Linked DNA regions of Homo sapiens: region 1 is linked to region 2. The links are chromatin loops, found by intact Hi-C in ENCODE. Cell type or tissue: CD4-positive, alpha-beta T cell. All regions are shown on one strand. Links, peaks and the distances in the headings refer to the core of each region. The heading gives the core; the rest is flanking DNA. Region 1 has its middle 43 kb from the start of GNA12. Region 2 has its middle 22 kb from the start of CARD11.

Evidence for each region. Hi-C counts contacts between places; a loop is a spot of excess contacts. Peaks named below come from ENCODE experiments on the same cell type or tissue, not always from the same donor. Only the 100,000 strongest peaks of a DNase experiment are listed, where the experiment ranks them.
Region 1: a loop joins it to region 2, with 2.4 times the contacts of the local background. A loop is called at or near these places in 3 of 110 quality-filtered maps.

Annotation. Positions count from the first base shown.
Region 1 is chr7:2,885,974-2,888,882 of GRCh38, forward strand. No RefSeq gene overlaps it. Among named protein-coding and RNA genes, the nearest start is that of GNA12, 43 kb to the left of the region's middle. RefSeq lists a silencer at 1,239-1,298. In CD4-positive, alpha-beta T cell, for the core only: a CTCF peak has its summit at 1,245; a DNase peak (open chromatin) is centred at 1,178.
Region 2 is chr7:3,064,068-3,066,976 of GRCh38, forward strand. No RefSeq gene overlaps it. Among named protein-coding and RNA genes, the nearest start is that of CARD11, 22 kb to the left of the region's middle. RefSeq lists enhancers at 1,740-1,819, 1,860-1,909. In CD4-positive, alpha-beta T cell, for the core only: CTCF peaks have their summits at 1,790 and 1,998; DNase peaks (open chromatin) are centred at 1,384 and 1,814; H3K27ac peaks cover 695 bases.

The DNA of each region.
Region 1 (2,909 bases), core at 148-2,647, 180 kb before region 2:
CTGCCTTCTAGCCCTATCTGGTCCCAATATGCAGGTATTTTCTTGGTATCTTGTGAAGAAACAGACCATGATAGATGTTACTGAAGCCCCACTCCCAACTTGCTCCAACCCAGCCCTCTCCCCTTCTCTGTCTCCTGAAGAAGAGCCACCTTCTCAGTTGATTATCCATTTTTCCATTGCAGGAATTTATACTGTTATTGCATATGTACATAACCATAAATAATATATGCAGTATTGTTTTTCAATTTCATAGATCTGTGCCCATTTTATAGTTGGAAACCCTGCGGCCCAGGGGACTGAGCCACTTGCTCACGTGCACATGGTTGTGAGTGGTGGAGCTGGGCTCAGACCCTGGGATCCTCCCTCCGGAGTCCCTCTCACGGGGGAATTCAGTGACCGTGGGTGGGGGTGCCCTGGAGATACATTTCTTCTCCACAAAGGCTGCCCTGGCTCAGGGATAAAGACACGTGGATTTATTGGAATGGCTTTTAGGGCCTGGGGACCTGCTGGGTGGTGCCAGGTCTCAGGGGCTCCGGGTCACATGGGGCGGGAGGGAAGAATGTGCAAGGGGCCTGCCCCTTGACTCCATGTTCTTTTGCAGAAAGGAAATCAATACCTTCCTGCTCCAGCAGGCTGGGGCACGAAGCTGTGGCCTGTGAGGTGACTGGAGCTGGGAGGCACCTTCTCTGCAGAGCAGGGAAAGGCTTAATCCTGGGAGACTTATGTCACCAAGGATGGCAGAACTCTGGGTGAGGGGAAGGGGGTCCTGGTCACCCCTCCTTGTTGCGCTGGCTGAAAAGTGGGGTAGTGGGCCTGAGAGGGAGGGTCTGCCAGGGGCCTGGGTTTGCCCATCTGGCTTTGGGCCTGTCTGGGGGGATGTGAAGAGGGTGGGGTGCAGCTGGGGGACATCTGGCAGTCATAGCCTGCAGGGAACAAGGCCACCAGGGGGGCCAGGGTGGAGAGGACAGTCGGGGTGGGGTCTCTGTGCATGTGCGTGGGACCACAGTGAGGGTCCGGTACCCACGTGTGCCCCACCATGGACCTGACACCCCCCCACCCCACCGTGCACAGACATGTGTGTGCACACATGTGTGTACACCTCTCCACATACACACACACACACACACACACACACACACACGGAGCCAAACACACACGTGCACACACAGAGCGCAGTGGAGTCCTTCCCACAGCTAGGGGGTGCTAGAAGTCTTCCCAGCAGAAATTCATTGGCTGAAACCGACGGACACACACTCACACAGAGGAAAAAAAAGGAAGAAGGAAAAAGAAAAGAAAATCCCTCGAAAAATATAGCCGTTGATGGTAATTCAAGTCGACAACACCCGTAAATCCTGGAGGCTGATAACAACAATAGAATATGAACGGAGCGGTGCCAGATTAACCGAGATATTTGATGCTTTGCCACCCAGATCAATAAGCCGCACTGAGATTTTTCCCGACATTCGGACCCCGAGCTGGTCCCTGCTGTAGGTTTGTGGGTGTCGTGTTCACCTCCGTCCCAACTCATTCTTCTTTTTTTTTTTTTTTTGAGACAGAGTCTCACTCTGTCACCCAGGCTGGAGTGCAGTGGCACCATCTTGGCTCACTGCAACCTCCATCTCCTGGGTTCAAGTGATTCTCGTGTCTCAGCCTCCCGAGTAGCTGGGACTGCACGCACGCACCACCACGCCCAGATAATTATAGGCACACGCCCTGGGCCCAGCTGATCTTTGTATTTTTAGTAGAGACAGGGTTTCACCATGTTGGCTAGGCTGGTCTCAAACTCCTGACCGCAAGTGATTTGCCCACCTCAGCCTCCCAAGGCCGAGGGATTACAGGTGTGAGCCACTGCGCCCGGCCTCCAACCCCCTCTTCCAACTTCTCTGTGCAGCATTAGGAGCTGCCTAGGGGTGGGGGGTGAGAAATCACATTTCTGACGGCGATGCCCCTGGGTCTTAGCTGGCTGTTCTGTTCTTCAACGGTGACCCAAATTGCAGCAGGGAATTGGGCCTGCCAAGGTCTCTTTCTGCTGGGCCAGGAGCCCCACTGGGATCCCAGCCATGGCTGGGCTGCTGCCACCTCCCCTGCTTGGGTTCTGCTGCTCAGCCCCAGGAGGGACAACTGCAGCAAAGGGACCCCACCCTGTACCCCCAACCCTTGTGCATGGGGAGCCCGGACCAGCAGCAGCTGCCTTCAGATGGCTCCTGTTTGCAGTGTAGCTTCCCTCATTCTCATTCACCGCCAATGGCAAATGTGCGTGTCTGTGTAGTTGGTAATTTTATGCTGTCGGGGTCTCCAAGGACAGGGAAAGATGGGCTTTTTAATTTTAACTTTTAACAATTATTTTAGGCCAGGTGCAGTGGCTCATGCCTGTAATCATTGCACTTTGGGAGGCTGAGGCAGGTGGATCACCTGGGGTCAGGAGTTCCAGACCAGCCTGGCCTAAATAGAGAAACCCCGTCTCGACTAAAAATCAAAAAATTAGCTGGGCGTGATGATGCACACCTATAATCCCAGCTACTTGGGAGGCTGAGACAGAAGAATCGCTTAAACCTGCAAGGTGGAGGCTGCAGTGAGCCGAGATTGCACCATTGCACTCCAGCCTGGGCGACAGAAAGACTCGTCTGAAAAAAAAATTTTAGGTTCAGGGCACACACGTCCAGGTTTGTGACTTGGGTATATTGTGTAATGCTGAGGTTTGGGCTCCTACTGAACCCATCACCCAAATAGTGAACCCAATTGTAGGTAGTTTTTCAACCCTTCCCCCACTCGCTTCCTCCCACCTTTGGAATCACAGTGTCTATTGTTTCCATCTTTTTTTTTTTTTTTATTTTTTTTGAGATGGAGTCTCGCTCTGTCGTCCAGGCTGGAGTGCAGTGGCGCCATCTCGGCTCACTGCAACCTCCGCC
Region 2 (2,909 bases), core at 273-2,772:
ATGGATTAGGGGAAAGTGGAGAAGATATGGCTTTCTTACATAAGCCCACTAACTGAGATCAGCGATTTCTAGAAAAAGAGACAGCGAATTGTTTTGAATGACGAAGTGCGTGCCCCTGAGGGAGCTTTAAAGGAGATGAAGCTGCCAGGCTCTACCCAAGTGCCCCCGTGCTTATCACTTCTGGGTGCAAAGGCCCCACTTGCACCAGCTGTAACCACCTGGGACTTTCTGCCTGAAGGTGTTCTCTGTTTTATATGAGTGGCCCTAGGAGCAGCTCTCAGCCCATAACTGGTGGAGTTGCAGGATAAATAACCCAGTTATCTCAACTCTCTGGTAGGGTAACTCCAAGGTATGTTCTGTCCTGTCTCCTGGAGGCTCCTAGCAGGACTGCATTCCAGTTGCCTATCATGGGGACTGGATCCAGGATGAACATGTTATCTGTTGCAGGCAAAGGGAAGAGGTCTGAGAGAGGATCTCTTGGGAATCCCAGGAGGCAGGGACACCTTTTTTTTTTTTTTAAGAATTTTTTTTTTCAGAGATGAGGTCTTGGTATTTTGTCCAGGCTGGTCTCAAACTCCTGGACTCAAGCACTCCTCCAGTCTCAGCCTCTCCAGTAGCTAGGACTATAGGCTCACACCACCATGCCTGACTAATTTTACTTAATGTTATTTTATTTTTTGTAGAGATGGGGGTCTCACTATGTTGCCCAGGCTGGTCTCAAACTCCTGGGCTCAAGCAATCCTCCTGCCTCAGCCTCCCAGAACGCTAGGATTACAGGCATGAGCCACTGCACTTGGCCTTCAGCTCGGTTTTTTAAAGGTCCTTGCAATTCTTAACATGGGACAACATGCCAAAAATAGTTACAATGCTGCATATATTTAAAGTATTTTCCTGAAATAATTTACTCTTTTAACACACAATGCAATATAATTGTGCTTTTCACAAGTTGATTAGAGGATATATTTTTTAAATCCTTTGATTCATTTTGCAGGATGGGTGGCATGGGCCGATATGGAGGCATCACCTATAGTTGCATGAAGAAAGTTGTCTCCTTTTAAAATTGTCAGAGTAGCTCTGTGACCATGTGTATGACCTCATTTGGAGATAATGTCATAAAGCCATGCGGGAAACCCTTTGGGAATGTAGGGTCTGGGTCAAATGGCCTTGCATTGAGAAACCAGGAAATTCACTTTTCAGCTCTTTTCCATATCTGTAAAGTGGGAATTACAGTCCCTATCTCACTGGTTTGCTGTGAGAAGTCAATGAAACAATATTGGTAAAATGCTTAACTCAGAACCTGGCAATGGGGGTGGTGTGTGTGTGTGTGTGTGTGTGTGTGTGTGTGTGTGTGTGTGTGCCCTGTTTCCTCCCCGCCCCGACACTTGCCTTTGAGATTAGAGGAGCTTGTTGTGTGGCTTCTGTAAAGTTCCCAGACTCTGGTGAGTGTCACATCAGTGTCTGATGAAAGGCAGCTTGTAAATATAAAATGCTGCTTTGATTGCAATAAAGGTTCATGCACAAAGTAAGAGAAATAACAGGAACAAAAATAAAGAAAAGAAAAAAGTTCAGGCTAGGTCAACAAGTCCACGTTTCCTACCTGAACTGTGGGCTCTGGGATGGGTTGTTGGGGACAGACCTTGAAGCAGAGAGGACCACAGAGCCAGGACCAGGGCCACAGGGCTTGAGGAATTGTCTATTCCTGCTGAGGGTGGGGAGTTCAGGAGAGCAACGATTTCTGTTCCTTGTTGATGACCTTGGCCAACTCTTCGACTCCTCAGGCTGCTCTTTTTCCCGCCCCCAGGTGGCGCTCTTTCCTCCTTCCTTCCCACCCCTCCATTGGTGACTTCATCCACCATCGTGGTGCAGCCCTAGCTTCTATCTGGACAACGCCCACCTTTCCCTCCCATACCGATCTCAGTGACGTCTCCATGAAGCCCTTCTAAGTTTCACCCATGCAGAGGTGGAAATACATGATTGCACTTGTTATTTAAGGAGGTTTCCTGTGTGCCCCCGCTGTGCTGAGGCCTCGATATAGAATCTCAGTTATTCCTCAGGAAATCTTCGCATGCAAGTGGTTTATTTGGGAAAGGATCCCAGGAAACACTGGCAGGAGAGATGGGAAGTGAGACGGGAAGGGAAGGCGGCCAGCAAAGGGGGCATGGATGGATGAGCTGGTCATAGAATGTTTGAAGAGACATGGCTTAGGAAGGAAATTCATTTGAATTTTTTTAACTTTGGACCTGTGCTTTCAAATGTCTTCTCCCTTGCCTGGCACAGTGGCTCATGCCTGTAACCCAGCATTTTGGAAGGCCGTGCAGGAGGATTAATTAAGGCCAGGAGTTTGAGACTAGCCTGGGCAACATAGTGAGACCTCGTCTCTATAAAAAAATCAAAAATATTAGTGGGGCATGATGGTGTAGACCTGTAGTCCCAGCTAGTTGGGAGGCTGAGGAGGGAGAATTGCTTGAGCACAGGAGTTTGAGGCTGCAGTGAGCTATGATTGTGCCACTGTACTGCAGCCTGGGTGACAGCGCAAGACCCTTTCTAAAAAAAGAAAGAGAGAGAGAGAAGGGAGAGAGAAAAGAAGGAAGAAAGGAAGGAAGGAAGGAGAAGAAAGAAGAAAGAAAAAAAGAAAGAAGAAAGAAAAAGAAAGAAAGATGGATGAAAGAAAGAAAAAGAAAGAAAGAAAGAGAAAAAAGCTCACTGTTAGAAAAAGAAGATTGACAAGGATGAAATAATGATAAATCCCAGGGGGATGAGCCTCCCAGCTCAGTCTCTGCTGGAAAAAAGTATTGAAAAGCACAGGTCCACCATGAAAAGAAATTAAAATGAATTTCATTCTTAAGCCAAACATATTCCAGAGAATCCATTTTAAGCCCTCCTGAACATTTATTGAAACCCCCTTCCAT